2 separate regions of the Homo sapiens genome follow, and region 2 is linked to region 1. A link is an interaction called in ENCODE POLR2A ChIA-PET data of the cell type or tissue named here. Cell type or tissue: Panc1. All regions are shown on one strand.

What was found. Peaks named below come from ENCODE experiments on the same cell type or tissue, not always from the same donor. Only the 100,000 strongest peaks of a DNase experiment are listed, where the experiment ranks them.
Region 2: POLR2A ChIA-PET joins it to region 1 with 7 read pairs; 3 of 35 experiments call an interaction of 5 or more read pairs at or near these places.

Annotation. Positions count from the first base shown.
Region 1 is chr2:100,639,748-100,647,747 of GRCh38, forward strand. LOC107985814 (a long non-coding RNA gene) reads right to left here. Exons shown (of 4, transcript XR_001739199.1): 3 at 6,495-6,552; 4 at 419-1,854. Among named protein-coding and RNA genes, the nearest start is that of LINC01868, 36 kb to the right of the region's middle. RefSeq lists enhancers at 2,543-3,043, 3,044-3,544. In Panc1, no CTCF peak of the experiment used is centred here; no DNase peak of the experiment used is centred here.
Region 2 is chr2:100,763,999-100,771,998 of GRCh38, forward strand. No RefSeq gene overlaps it. Among named protein-coding and RNA genes, the nearest start is that of NPAS2, 52 kb to the right of the region's middle. In Panc1, no CTCF peak of the experiment used is centred here; a DNase peak (open chromatin) is centred at 3,513; H3K27ac peaks cover 5,068 bases.

The sequences.
Region 1 (8,000 bases):
AACCCAGGCGAGGAACAACTAGCAGAGCTGAATGCTAGTCTGGCTTCCTCTCTCACCCCCTGCCTCTCTTTTCCTTCCTTTCTTTGTGAAAGGGAGCAAAACAACACTGAGTGAGATAATGCCTGTAAACCTGTAAACCCTGGGCAATATCGTGATAGCCCTGATGGAGAAGCCCAGCGTAGTGACCCCCTGGGGGCAAGAGCAGCCAGCACAGCAGCCCCAGCCCATGGAGCATATTCCCACGGGGCAGCCTGGGAACCAGGACCCGCCTCATGCCCAGACTCCCGTGGGTGGGCCCACTCCTCACTGCCTTCCCCCTTCTGTCAACTGCCAGCTAGAGGCCTTTTCCCTCGCGGAGCCTAGGATGCATCCAGCCCACTTCAAGCCAGTCGCTTTGACACTGCACATTTTATTCCCCTTAAATATATTCATGGCAGCAACAAAGCTTTCAGCACAGAGCAGATGCAGGGTCAGAGCAGAGTGAGCTGGAACGTATTTTTTTCTAGAGCCCGGACTTTCTGAGGCTCTCCTGGACATCATCTGCCCCGCAGCCTTGCTCCAAACCTGGGTGGCACATAGGGCCCAGGGGCCCGGTGGTTAGACACACAGTTTTCTCTCTCATTCTTTCTGTTTCTTTACAGAGATTTCTCAGGATTCTCTTGTTCCTGTTCTACTGAGGATCCTCGAGGTGACCTATATTGTATAGAACCTGGATTGAGAGGCTGCTCACCCCACTGGGCACAATTATCATTTCAAAATGGAATTCCAAGGTCACGTGGTTAGCGTATGAAAGGCTCAGACACGGGCATTCATTGGTAAGTCAGCTGTGGCAGCAGCCGTCTCTGCACAAAACATTTCCCCCTTGAAAAATCTCACGCAAGTTCAAAATAGCTTTACACAATACTTGTGCTTCTCCCAGAGATGTTTTTTCTTTTTTTTTTTAATCCTTGACCTACTTTTTCTGTATGTGCAATACACCTAATGAGTAATAACGACTTCAGAGAGGGTAGCACCAGGGGAAACAAAACTGAATGAATGCCTTGAGAGAATGACTCGGGAGCCCTCAGACTCAACGGACTTTCTTCTCAGGGCAGAAACGAGGGCGTTCGTCTGAACTGTAGGTTTGCTGAAGATTCCTATGGCTGGACGATGCCCCGGCGAAATAGTCAGGATATGACAGAGGTGGCTAGCAGTGGGAGCCAGACAGAGGGACTGACACACACGTGCACACACTTGCACACACTCACACTCTCACGCACACACGTGTTCACAAACCCACCCTATCCCCACCCAAGCTAGACGGTGCTGTAAAGAGAATGCTTTGGGGTCTGGAACGTTCGCTGCCATCTAAAAATGCTCTTCTAAAACAGACTCTGTCAATGACGGGATCCGCACAGAAAGGGAACACGCTTCTCCGCCTCTGGAGTCATAAACCCAAACCCCAGAAGGCTCGGGGGAGGAGAGAAGTGGCCACAGACTTCACTCACACATCGCTCTCCAGTCTGTGCACAGCAAAAACAGCTGCTGCCTCAGCCCCTGAGTGTACGTCAGTCCCTTTGAATGGGAAATCAGAAAAGGTGTCCTTCTAAGCCGGAGATGGGATTCTTGAGAATTACATGAATAAGCGTCTCTTCTCTCGAAACCATCGGCCACTTTTCTTCAGCAAGATTTTTCCCCTAAGCAGGCCTCTGTGATGGAGGAAACACGCAGAGCTGCACTTGCTGAGTCTCTGTCAGGAGCAGGCACTGGGCTGGGGTGATTTCGAACCTCGCAGACGAGTTCAAATCCCACCTCCAGCAGTTGTGGGCTATGAAGTCTTGGGCAAGTCACCTTCTTGAGCCTTAATTTCCATGCCTGTTAAAAGATGATCATAACATCTGACTTCAGTATGGTGAGGGTTAATGATAACTGATATGAAGCCACTTCACACAGAGAATGCTCTCAATAAACGGTAGCTATGGTGATAAGCAAGGCATGGTCCCTGCATTGAGGAAGATGCAATTCGGTGGCCTTGAGGTCAACTCCAAGCCTGCTGGGATTGAGCTGGACCCTGAGGCTTCCTCAGCCCATGACTAGGACCAGGAAGCAAAGCTGTGTGTAGCAGGTGTGGCGGAATGATTGCATTTCAGCTCCAATTTCTCATACCCAATATTTCAGCAGGCAACTTGCTTGACTTTACCCTGCCCCCCTGGCTTTTGTTTGTCTGGAACCCTAAGCTTCTCAAAGGAGAGAGAGAGAGAGAGCGCACCTAGTTCTGGAAAAGAATAGGATAGAGGCTCTCATGAGGATAGACCCTCAGAGGAGAAACACTGTGTGTCCTTCGGGGTCTTGACCCCAGCCCTTGTGGCTGCCAGCATCATCTGAGGGCCCTGGTCCCCTGTGGCCTGGAAGCAGCAGAGTCCCCCCTGTAAAGGACCCCGTGCATGGGGAAAGGACCCCGTGCATGGGGATGAGCTCCTCAGAGGCAACTCCAGGACCTGAAGGCCTGTGGTCTCACCCCTATTTCCTGCCACTTCAAAAGCTGCCTGGTTCTTGTGCCACCCTGGGGGATGGAGGTTGGGGGGTTTGAATAGGGATGGAAAGTAAATATTAGGCCTCTAAGTCAGATTCAACTTGCTTATTCCCACACCTGTGCTCACCTCTGGGAGACACCAGGTTCTCTTCCTGACTGAGGGAGCTGAGTCCTCTGAGGGCTCCTGCCTCCCCCAGAGGGCTGTGAGGCATATGCGGACCTGGGCTCCCAAAGCTGGGCCAAGGAAAACGACCTCTTTCCATGCTTCAACGTCCTGGAAGCTCAGGGAAGTCAGGGCCTGTCTCCTGGCTCAGCAAACACAGCAGGTCTCATTCAAACAGAGCGAGACTACCCCTGCCGGCTGCCTGCCCACAGTGCTCCTGTGGTCGGTCCAAGGCTGCACTGACTCTAGCTTTGTCCTCTCCCCACTGCTGTGCCCATCCCTGACCCTCCTGGGCCAGCTTCAGGTCCCCAGAGCACACCCCTGCTGACCCCTGCTTCGGTGTTGGTACCACTGCAGAGCCAGCAGGCAGGAGGAGCCAACCGGTAGGGGAAATAGCAGGGCAAAGGAGGGAAGACGAGCTGGAACATTTGCCCTGGGGTCAGAGGTCTCCACGCAGACAAGTGCAGCTGGACTAGTTTGCTAGGGCTGCCATGACAGGGTGCCAGGCAGGGCAGCTTAAACAACATTTATTTCTCCCACAATTCTGGAGGCTGGAAGTTCAACAGCAAGGTGTCAGCAGGACTGGTTTCTTCTGAGGCCCCTCTCCTTGGCTCGTAGATGGCCATCTTCATGTTCTAATAGGGAGACCAGCCATACTATATTAGGGCCCACCCTTGTGACCCCATTTTACCTTAACCACCTCTTTCAGGACCCAATCTCCAAATACCGTCACCATCTGTGGGTACTGGGGGTTAGGACTTCACCATGTGAATTTGCTGGGGGACAACATTCAGCCCATAACAGGATCACTGACTGAAACCCTAAGGGGCTGCATGATTTTATTTTCCTCATAGAGAAAAAATCCAGGCCTTCTAGAAAGCTTGACCTTGTTTCTTTCCTTCTTGTTTTGTTCTGTTGTGTAATTAGGGAAAATACTAGAAAAAAAGGAAGGAGTCATATATATATATATATATATATATATATGTATATATACACACACACACATACACACACGCATGTGTTATCATTTTCATTCAATAAAAATATATTTTATTTATTTATTTATTTTATTTATTTATTTTTTGAGAGAGGTTCTGGCTCTGTCACCCAGGCTGGAGTGCAGTGGTGTGATCCTGGCTCACTGCATTCTCAGTCTCCTGAGCAGCTGGAACCACAGGCATGTACCACCACACCCAGCTCTTTTTTTTTTTTTTTTGCGGGTGGTGGGAGGAGAGAGAAGCTCTCACTGTTGCCTAGGCTGGTCTTGAACTCCTGTGCTCAAGTGGTACTCCTGCCACGGCTTCCCAAAGTGCTGGGATTACAGGCATGAACCACCGTGCCTGGTCTCAATGTGTTTTTAGTTGACTTAGAAGAGACCAAATAGCCCCAACCAGGCTGTTTTCCAACTACAAATGAGGATAGGCTCCTGCTAACTGACTCTCCTAGAGGTATCTTTTTTTTTTTTTTTTGGCCCACAGATCAGTGTCTTAACCCCACCCCCTCTGAGATCACCATTCCTTTCATAGGTTTAGCATTAGACCACCCACCACCCCTGCTCCCTTCCTCTCCTCTGTCCCTTCAGGAGGGGAGACCCCATCCCTCCCTGGGAGTTGGCCCATGTAAGGATAGCTGATCGCACCCCCAAGTGGGGTTAGACCATCACTTTGCTACCTCTTATCTCAGCATCAGATCAGCGCTTTCATCAGAATAGGGCCCTACTGTGTGCTCCATTTCCCAAACCCTCTCAGATACATTTGATCTTTGCACGTTTGATCTTTGTGTCTGCGGGAGGAGGAAGGAAGTGAACTTTTACTGAGCTTGCTCCACATTTTAGGCTTATTGTTAGTGGTTTTTGCATCTGTGGTTTCTTTAATCATCATGTCAACCTATGGCATGATTGTGTATCAGAAAAAAAAAAGTTATTATTCTGTGTAACCCTCAACTCAACCCCACCCCACTGATGTGCTGCAGAGGGTAGGGTGCAGTACCAGAGACGTCTGAATATTAATCTATAGAACACATTGATCTACAAGTCACGTTGATCTACAGAACAAAGGGCATGGAGAGCTCAGGAAGAAGAAAATATTTGAGAGTGTGGTGGGGGATGGTGGGGAGTGGAGAGAGAGCCGGTATCCTGTGGAATACAACTTTGAAGAGAGTTTTAGAAAGCCTTGCTGGGGATGTCTGGTGCATTCCGCTCCCTGCTTTGTTATAAAAGAGGATTTCTGACTTGCCTATTTGTGTTTCCTTGGGGGGTATCAGAGTTCAGGCATTGGGCTTGTTACACTCAGGTACAGTTGCTATGAGCACCATTTTATAAATGAGGAAACTGAGGCTCAGAGAGATGAAGTCATTGTTGGTCAGTGAAAGACCCACAGATTAACTTCCAGTTTGTCTAACTGCAGTCACCTGACTGGTTCTTCCTTTCCACAGCGCAGACAAAATCAGCTCACTGAGGCCACGGTATTGCAATAGAGAAAGAGTTTAAATGACGTGAGGCTGACCCACGTGGGAGAACTGGAGTTATTACTCAAATTAGTCTCTCCAAAAGCTTGGATATTAGGGTGTTTTGGATAATTTGGTGGGCAGGGGGCTAGGGAATGGCTGCTGCTGATTGGTTGGGGATGAAATCACAAGGGTGTGGAAAATGGTCCTCGTGCACTGAGTCTGCCTCTACATGGGAGCCACAAGACCTGTTGAGCCATGAGTCATGAGTCCTGGTGGGGTCAGTCTGAAAGATATCTCAAAAACCAATCTTCAGTTCTACAATAGCGATGTTATTTATAGGAGCAATTGGAAAAGTCACAAATCTTGTGACCTCTGGCCACATGACCCCTGAGCAGTAAGGGATTCTAGAAACTATGCCTGTCTTGTCAGAATTCAGGCCCCTCTCTCTCATAATCTTAACCTTGTGACCTTTCATTAGTTTTACAAAGGTGGTTTAGTTTGGGGAAGGGCTATTATCACCTTTGCTTTAAATGTAAACTATAAACTCAATTCCTCCCAAAGTTAGCTTGTCCTATGCCCAGGAATGACCAAGGACAGCTTGGAGATCAGAAGCAAGATGAAGTCAACTATATCAGATTTCCTACTGTCATAAATTTTGCAAAGGCCACAAAGGCCGTTTTGCAATGTAGTACATGGTCGACACTTCATTAATATTTATTTGAGCCCATTTACTTTTTCACATTTTGGCCAGTTAGGAAACAGAGGCATTACTGAGTATTTGGCATTCCCCAGGCCAACCAGCCTTCTGAAGTCCTTAGAGGTGAGAGGACCACCTCCTACTCTTGGCACTAACTGTGCTGTGCTTTGCACACAGAGTTTCATCAATTCCTGGCATCTCCATCCAACTCCCTCTTCTTAACTTGGTCTGGACTTTCTTAAGTCTCAGGAAGGATGTCATCCATTGATTTTACACTGTAGAATGCACACACAGTTACTCTGTGATTTTTCACATTTTCAAGTATTTCCCACTTGCTTTTTATCAACAATGATGTAATAAGACACACTTCTGTAAGTTCTGTTTCCAGGGAGAAGAATGGAAGCTTTGATTTCCTCTCTCAGCTTGACCAGAAAAAAACAGGTCCTAAAAGCCGGCATTCTTTAACTCCAGTGCTAATAATTCCCACTCCTTATTGTGTTTTTAAACCAAAGGGTCAGGTGAAAAAGTAAAGCAAAAATTGCCCCAGAAATCCAAAGAGGGTGGATCTCACATTCAGAGGCCTGCGGGGAACAAAGCCCTGCAGGGATAGACGGTGAGGCCTCCCGCACTGAAGGATGCCAGCTGGAGTCAATGCGGCTGAGTGCTGCACTTACCTCCCAGGGAACAGTGCTCTCCTGACCTTGAGCTCCTCCTTCCTCCCACAGGGGATGCCTGACGGAAGAGGGAGAAAGAAAACTGCTCAAGCAGGGCTCAGATTCTGTCACCTTCTAGCAGAGCTGGCTTAGGAAACAGCGAATTGTGAGCTATAATTTCAGGGATGCTTGGAAGACGCCCTCCCTCAAGCTAAATTATTTCTAGAATTTCCACCATCAACGTTTATTTCTTGGGTAGATGGATTATCTCCCATCAACGTGCAAATGTACCTTGAAAGTTATCACTTGTGCACAGGGAGAACTAATGGGTAGATGGAAGATTCTGGAACTAGACCTGTGTTCTTATCCTGGCTCTTCCATCTCCTACCTGAATGACCTTGTACCAGTACCTGACCTCTCTGAGCATGGGTGTGCTCATGTGACCCTGCCTCATAGAGGTAATGGACTTAAAACCACTTAGGCATAATGCATGCTGGATAAATACTGGCTGCATCCCATCCAATTTAATATGTTGTGTTATCATTTTCATTCAATTCCATGTAGTTTTAAATTTCCTTTGAGAACATTGTAATTCAGAGCCTAAACTCTGAGAGTTAGACTGTCAGGATTTAAATGCCACCACCTCTGCCACTTGCTAGCTGCAAGACCTTGGGCAAGTGAATTAATGGTTCTGTGCCTCAGTTTTCTTTTATGTAAAATGGAATCAAAATTATACCTCCCTCATAAGATTGTGGAGACCAATGACTTGATATAGATAAAGCACTTGGAACAGTGTGTGGCACTTACTACATGAGTATATATTATCTTTAAGCCATCAGTCATTGCCTCTTTCATGCGAATTACCTCATGAGCACATTTCCATTTTGATAGTTAAGCTAAGTGTTTTAAAGAAAACTACATTTTTTTTTTTAGCGTAAATGTTAAGTGGATAAATATTCCCTTGTTTCTTTTGGATTCTTTCCCCTTAGATGTCTTTGGTATATACATTCTCCTTCTCTTCCAATTCCCCAACCCCAAAACCAAAAAACTCCACTGTTGTTTACCTGTTAAAATGACTTACCCTATTAAGTTATAGAACCCAGCAGACATTCCCAAGACAAGATCAAGGTAGCTGGAAGACTACCTCAGAGACAAGCCAGCTACATGATATGTCCTGTACATCTTTAACTTAGCAGTGCCTAGAGGGTCAGAGCAGCAAATACTGCCCTCACTGGCCAGATGATGCTGAAGTGTCTAGGGGACTTGGGATCACTTCCATGTGTTCTTACCACTGTCCCCAAAGATGTGTCTGACTTGCGAAAAATGAAAAAAGCAGCCTGGCTACAAGCTTAGGGGGTCAGATTTGACCTAGTGTTATTTTTTTTCAAACAGTGCCCCTTGGCTCTCTGGGGTTCATGGGAGGAACTCTAAGGATTCTTGAAAATAAAGCCTAATTATTGAAAATAAAGTTCTATGACAGAACTCAGTGTCTCATTTCATTTTACCAGACCCTCCCCCAGCAACCAA
Region 2 (8,000 bases), 120 kb after region 1:
AATTATTTGATCTATTAACTTCTGCAAAAGTATCAAGTAGACATTCCAAGGTCTCACTGGCAATGCTGGGATTCTCCTGTAAAAGTTCTTTGAACTTTGCCAGCGATTTCAGCAAACAGGATTCAGAAAATTTACAAGCATTGGCAATGACAAAGAGCAACAGTTGCTAGCCCTTTGATATCTGGGTACTTTTAGTCATAAGCAGTCTAAAATGTTTTTCAGAATTAGCATTAACATATAGTAGAAAATATGATCGTCTTATCGTCTAAGTGAAATTTAATATTGCTGCTTTATCAACTTCAACTTGTCAAAACCCAGGAATCAATATTACTTGTCTTTGATTCATAACATTTTTTAGGCCCACATGTGGGCCATGCCTTTGTGATAGTTAATTTTATGCATCAGCTTGACTGGGCCAAAGGTGCCCAGAAATTTGGTCAAACATTCGGTGTACATTTGTAAGAGTGTTTTTGAATGAGATTAACATTGGAATTGGTGGACTGAGCAAAGCAGTCTACCACTCCCTAATGAGGGTGGTGCTCATCCAATCAGTTGAAGGCCTAAAGAATGAAGAGCCTGACCCTCCTGCTAACAACAAGGAACTCCTCTGCTCAGCTGTCTGCAAGCTAGGGCGGAGGTCTTCTCCTACCTTCAGACTCAAACTCACACTGGAACCTACACCATCAGCTCTCCTGGTTCTCAAGCTTTTGGACTCAGGCTGAAACTAAACCATTGGCTCTCCTGGGTCTCCAGCTTGCTGACTGTGGGTCTTGGGACTTCTCAACCTCCTTGCCCAAGGGAGCCAATTTCTTATAGTAAATATTATATATAGACATATGTCCTATTGGTTCCATATATCTGGAGAACCCAGATGAATACAAGGTATAAGGAGCACAGACAAACTAATACAGTAAATACACAGCTAGACCCAAATTTCCAAGGGTTAAGCTGAGTTGCTGACAGGTGCATTTCTTACCTCAACCCAATCAATTCAAGTGGATGAAAAGTTCGTTATCATAAACAATAACATAGAATATGCAAAATAAACGTTCACAAAACCAAGCAGAATCATTACTGGTGTGATTACTTCTTTGTATGATGTTAGGAAGTGAAATTGAAAATATTTTTAAAATCTATGAATTCATTGAGAGTTATTATAAAACTCTAAAACAAGAGTAAGTTTAAGTGAGATTGTTATTTATTTTTAACAATTCTCATTATTTTCCCTGAACAGAACTTTTTTAAAAATTAAGACTAATTTAATATTATTTAAGAGCAACCATAGTGCAACAACTTCTAAAGGAGTTAGTGCTGAGCACACAAACTCAAGCAGATTTTTAAAAAGAAGAGGAAGTTAAAGACTTATTGATGATTTTGCTAATGTCAAATCATAGCAAAGCCTATTTAAAATATTTTTCCAAATATCAACGTTTGTATTATCAACTTAGCATATTATGTTTTGCTTTAGATGTTAGATTCCAAAGTATTTATGTAAAAAAAATACTTCATCAGAAATAATGCTGTCTGGTAGTAATAAAGATGTGTGCCTAAGTATGTATGGCAGAATAAGCTCTTGCTGTCTGGACGGTAATCTGCTCTTGGCCCCTTTTACTGGCTGAACCACTGCCAAGCACCTCCTTAAGCTACAAGTCTTTGTTGCCCTCCCACCCGTGCCTTTCATCCCTAGTCCTGCCCTATGCCTCCCTCTCCTTCCAGCAGCTCTCACGCAGCTCACTCTCACTTGGCCCCTGCCAGCCCATACTCCAGCCAGTGGCCCCCGTAGAGGCAGGGAGGGCATTTCTTGTCACATGACCTTGGCACAGTTGCACCTCTCAGTCCCTCATAGGTAGAGTAGCAACAATAATAGCTTCTTTGCAGGGCTTTCCTGGGAATTAAATGAGGTAGCTAGTCAAGGTACCTAGTATGCCCAGCCTGACACATAATAGAGCTTTAATAAGTGTTGGTTTCTCTTCCCTTCACTATTTCTCATGTGGACAATTGCAACCTCACCCTAACAGGTTTCTACGTCCCCAGCTCCCTGTTACTCATCCTAACCCCAATCTATCGTCCTTGAGGTAGCCACCATGATCTTGCAAAATATAGACCTGGTTATAATTTTCTCCTTCTTAAAAACCTTTGGTGAGTCCCCATTGCCTACAGAATAAAATTTGAGGTCCTGAGCAGAACAGGTAAGGAATATCTGCTCTTCTGGACACAAGAAGCTTTGCCTCTCCCTGTGCTATTCGCATTCACCCATTGGCTCTAGTCTGGGCTTCTCAATTTTTCCCCCTCCACATTTGCTCATGACCTTCCTCAACCTGGAATGCCCAGCCTCTATCTCCGTGGCGGATTGCTAAGCCCTGCTCAGGGGCTGTCGTCTTTGGGAGGCCACCCTCTTTCCCTTGAGTCTAGCATACATAAACTACTCCCTGCCCAACGCATTGTGCAAATCAGCTTTAGGATGCCTACCCTCTCATGCTTGGAGAGTAATTATCCATGAAGAGTTCCTCCCTGACTGCACTGGAGGCCCATCGAGAACAGGACTCTGCTTCCTACATCTCTGTTTGCTCAGCACCTGGCTCAGAATAAGGGCCACCAATGAGCGACATTGAAACCCTGAGAAAAAGGAATCCTGGTTAAAGAAGGAAAGGAAGACACAAGGGAGAGAAAGACCTTGGATATCCTGCAAGTACAAGAATAGATTTCTAAGTCCTTAACAGGTTAGGTGCAAAAATGTTTTGAGATTGGACTGACTCCACATTGATTCCATCAGTGAATCATTACCACACAATTATTACTGCAGGGAATCCTATCCTCACAGTAGGACTGGGCACTGGCCTTTGCTGTCCCTAGAATAGAAATGTCTGGGTCCTCTCACTCCTCATCACAACCTACTCCCTGGGGACTCAAAGCTGCAGGCCCTCCAGAAGGTCTCTGCTTCCCCTGGGCAGTCCCAGATACTCCTGCATATTGTGGAAAGCACCTCTGCTCAGATGCAAGAATTACCATACAGGCAGCAGCCTTCGTTTAGAACATGGTCATTCATCACTGACTTGATCCTGGGAATGGAAAGCAAGCCAAGACTTTTCAGGGTGGCTCTTGTTGTTGTCTTAAACCTTTCCCGTAATAACTAGCTACCCTGTCCTTTGAAAGCCTACATGCCCCACGGTTTAACTTTCACTGATTTCCATTGGTGACAAGGTATAATCTGTCTTCCTATTTTAAAGAAATGAAAGGCAGTTGTAGACTCTTGGAAAACATCCTACAGAGACAATGGAAGAAGCCAGTGCATTCCAGTACTTTGACTTATCCTTTCATCCATCAGATTCCTAGGCATCTGCTATTTGTCAGACATGTGTGCTGGGTGCTAGAGATGCTGGAATAAATAAGACTCTGCAGAGCCTCACTGCACTTCCTTCCTGGAAGTTTTACAAAGGGGTTAATGAGCTCTGCTTACCCTATAAAATCAAATCCACGGGACTGCAGAGCAAGTGAGTCATAATATTTGTGGAATAAATGAATGTAGCATGACAGTCCCTGGATATGACTTGCCAACAATTACAGAGGGAAGAAGGTGACCCTTTAAATGCCAGTTGGATGACAAGCTCTGTAGAATTTCCTTAGTATAGGCTCAATAGAATTCTGAGCCTTGGCAGAGGATGGTCAGTATTCAACATATGGATTTTAGTATCAGATCTCCACACACAAGGTCTGTATGATCTTTGTTATAAGAAGAAGGACTATATGATCTTTGTATAGCCAAATACAAGCGCTTTATGATCTTTGTTATAAGAACAAGCTCTTGTTTGCATTTGAATGATTATTTGTAGTTTCATAGCACTTTAAAATGTCATATTCTACCTGATAAAGCTGTGGGCTATGTGTTTTGATTTTCGTTTTGTAGCTGAAGAAACTAAGACTCAGAAAGTTTAAATAGACAGTGAGTAGTAGGTGAGGCAATGGAGCCTAAACTCCCTTCCTGTGTGTCAGTAAACATGGCCTTGTGAATTCACCGGGAGCCTCAGGGCTCATGAATGGGCTGAGGTGCCATAACCATTGTCCTGGGCGCAAGCTGCTTGACAGGTTGCTATACAGTGGATGTTTTCTCTCTTCTTTTTAAAGTTTGAAAGCAATACTTTAAAAGATAATCAAAATGAGCCCTTATAATTCCATAGCACCTCCCTTCTCCATTGCTAGTCACTGGGTGCTAGAAGCCAGGGGAGAATAAAAAGGAAATATTAAACAGTGAAGTAGCAATCAAAGCTTCAGCTGGGTTCCTTTAGAGGAGAGAGCTTCAGAAGGGGCCAAAGTCTGGGCCCCAGAACTTCCTGGTGGCAGAGAAATGGGCAGGCGGCCTTTCAGCTGATATCTCAGACCACAGACTCAAGGGACAATTCAGGCAGCTCCCCCAGTAAGCCAGCCACAGGCAAAGCAGAGGCCAATAACCCTGCACCTGGCTTCCTGGTCCTTCTCTCCCGAATGGCAGTCTGTTCTTTGGCTTCTGACGTTACCCAAATTGAATACACTGCTCCAGAATCTAAACTCTGGCTGACTTCTTTGCACAGGGTAGAGGATCCTCCATCACAATGCTCAGGGAGGACCCTGACACCCTGCCCTCCCTACCCCAGCCACAGCCACCCAAGACTGGAGGCACTAGAATCAGCTCCCCGGCCAGCCATCTGCACTAACCTTGGCTGACCCCACACATAAACTGGGACACTTCCCTGGCTGTGGAGAAGAACTTCATCAAAGATAAATAACAAAGAAACTCCTAGTCTTGTCTCTGTGTCTCAGGCCTCCACTGGAGGAGAAAGTGAGTGGTAATGAACATCTCAGCAGCCTCTTGACCAGCCCGGCGGATGGGTCACTGGGATTTCCCATGCATACAAATAAGAAGCCTGCTCAATGGACTAGTCACTGAAATAGGCTTTTCCATCAACAGTTTCAAATTAAAACCCTGAGAAAGCCATCTTTGGAAAATGTTTTCTAGTATATATCTCTTCCAATGCACTTCAATTAATTAATCTGCAATTGTCCTCGCAGCTGTGTGAAGGAGAAGAGTTTCTAAGAATTGAGTTTCTTCTAAGAACATGAGCTTATTTGCTTATTCGATTTGCCAAAGGCAGCAAGGGAGTGTTTTCTCTACACTTTCCCAAGATTTATTATAGGGCTACCAACTTTTTCTCTGTTAAATTGGGCGGCTCTAACCTGAGAAAGTTGTTAGAAAATGAATAGAAGAGAGAGGCATGTGATCGGAGTTCACTTGAACTGATGGAAACTTTTAACTGAGTCCTGCAGAATTTTAGAAATACCAATAAAAGAACAATGGAGGTGGGGCATGAGCTGATACTGCCACCAACAGAGCGGTTTTTCCGTCTTCAGGGACATGCAATCAGCAATCTCATTCTACCTCCATACACTCCTACCTGGCAAAGAGTAAGGTTCACTAACTCACAGGCAAGGAGAAAAGGAGAAGAGGTAAGGTCCTGGCTGAATCGACACCAAGCCACGTTGTCAAAGCTTTGAGAGTTTGTTATCCCAAGTCTCCCCTCCTCAGTGGAAAGTGTTTGAGAGAGAGGGCTTGGGACCCAGACTGGCAAGGTTCAAATCCTAGCTCCATCACTTACTAAGCTATTTCACCTCTCTGTGCCTCAGTTTCCTCCATGGAAAAATGAGGGTAATAATGGTTTTTCTCTCATAGGAGTTGGGTGGGTCACATTGAGTTAATGTATGTGAAGCTATTTATTAGAACAGTGCCTGTAAACTGTACTATGCATGTTTGCTAATATTCTAGGCATACAGTAACAACAGAAGATCAAGTCTTGCTAAGAAGGAGTTCTCTGAGCATCCCTTTAACGAACATGTCAGAGAGAGTGTTTTTTTGTTTGTTGTTTTTCTGTGTTTTTTTGAGATTGAGTCTCGCTCTGTCTCCCAGGCTGGAGTGCAGTGGCACAATCTCGGCTCACTGCAACCTCCGCCTCCTGGGCTCATGCAATTCTCCTATCTCAGCCTCCCTGAGTAGCTGGGATTACAGGCACCCGCCACCATGCCTGGCTAATTTTTGTACTTTTAGTAGAGACAGGGTTTCGCCATGTTGGCCAGGCTGGTCTTGAACTCCTGACCTCAGGTGATCTGCCCACCTTGGCCTCTCAAAGTGCTGGGATTACAGATGTGAGCCACAGCACCCGGCCAAGAGGTCATTTTTTGTATGCAGAAGTGACACAGCTAAAGTAGAGGGGTTTCTTGTTTCTTTAAGTATTTAGAAACAACTTGAATTTTAAAGTAGACTAGTCACTGAACCTGTTTGAGTACAAATTTACTTTGTAAATGCTTTCTTTTCTTAGAAAGTATAAAGAATCATCATAAGATTCAAATCATCCAGATCTGAATAATGGAAAATTTTTAGGTTCCTATTTTACTTGATTTATATCTGAGAAAAGATGCTGAAGTGGGAACAGATAGCTGTACACCCAAGAAATTGTTGTCAAACTTGAGATCTTTAAAAAAGACACAGTTTATTGATTTTATTTCTATTAGAACAGTGAATATACCTACTATAGAAAATAGGCGAAATTCAGAAAAGCAGGTAACAGAAAAGAAAAAAAAGATAAGCTGTAATACCACCTTCCAAAACAATTACCAAAAATGGTGTGGGCCAGGTGCGGTGGCTCACACCTGTAATCCCAGCACTTTGGGAGGCCGAGGTGGGTGGATCACCTGACGTCAAGAGTTGGAGACCAGCCTGGCCAACATGACAAAACCCCAGCTCTACTAAAAATACAAAAAATTAGCCTGGTTTGGTGGTGGGCGCCTGTGATCCCAGCTACTCGGGAGGCTGAGGCAGGAGAACCACTTGAATCCAGGAGGCAGAGGTAGTGGTGAGCCAAGATTGTGCCACTGCACTCCAGCCTGGGCAATAGAGCAAGACTCCATCTCAAAAAAAAAAAAAAAGGTGTGAAGTACTATATTTCCTTCCACTCTTTTCTCCATACATAGAATTTATAACCTTTATTGTTTCTATATAACAATAATTATATTAAATATAAGAATTATCTCTTTTCCTTTAACCTTGTAGCATAAGTAGTGTGTGTGTGTGTGTGTGTGTGTGTGCGCGCGTGCCAGGTTTCAAACCCTGTGTCATAACTCAGGGTTTGATGGTGAGTGTCTGTTCTATTCCTGCACCAAGACTTCGTCTTTCCTTTAGAGAGGAGCAGGAAGCCCTGTTCCATCCTTCACATGTGCGAGGCGGTGGGAGGGACATGCAGGCTTGTGTACAATAAAGCTAGATTAATAAAATGTTGTTTTTACAGTTCCCAGCACCATAATACTGGAATGGTTAGTTTCACGTGTCAACTTGGCAGGGCTAAGAGATGCCCAGATAGCTGGTAAAGTGTTGTTTCTGGGTGTGTCTGTGAGGGTGTTTCTGGAAGAGATGAGCATTTGAATCAATAAGCTGAGTAAAGAAGACCTCCCTCACCAGAGTAGGCAGGCATCAGCCAATCCTTTGAGGCATGGATAGAACAATAAAGTGGAGGAAGAGAGAATTCTCTTTTTCTTTGAGTTGGGTATCCATCTTCTCCTGTCCTCAGGCTTTGGTTCTCCTGGTTCTCAGGCCTTCAGACTCCAAGATTTATACCATTGGCCCCCCTGGTTCTTGGGCCTTCAGACTCAAACTGAATGATCCCACCAGCTTTCCTGGGTCTCCAGCTGGCAGACGGCAGGTCATGGGACTTCTCAGCCTCCATAATTGTGTGAGCTGATTACCATAATCAGTCTTCTTTCTGTGTATCTATACATATCCTACTGGCTCTGTTTCTCTGGAGAACCCTGACTAACACAAAGACATTTATTAACATTTCAATATGAGTTAAACTCTGCAGGCTCAATGCTGTATTAACCTACCATGGCAGTAACTAATCTCCCAAGTGGTCAGTCCTGAGGGAGAATTGTATCGATTGGCTTGGGCTGCCAATTACCACAGACTAAGTGGCTTAAACAAT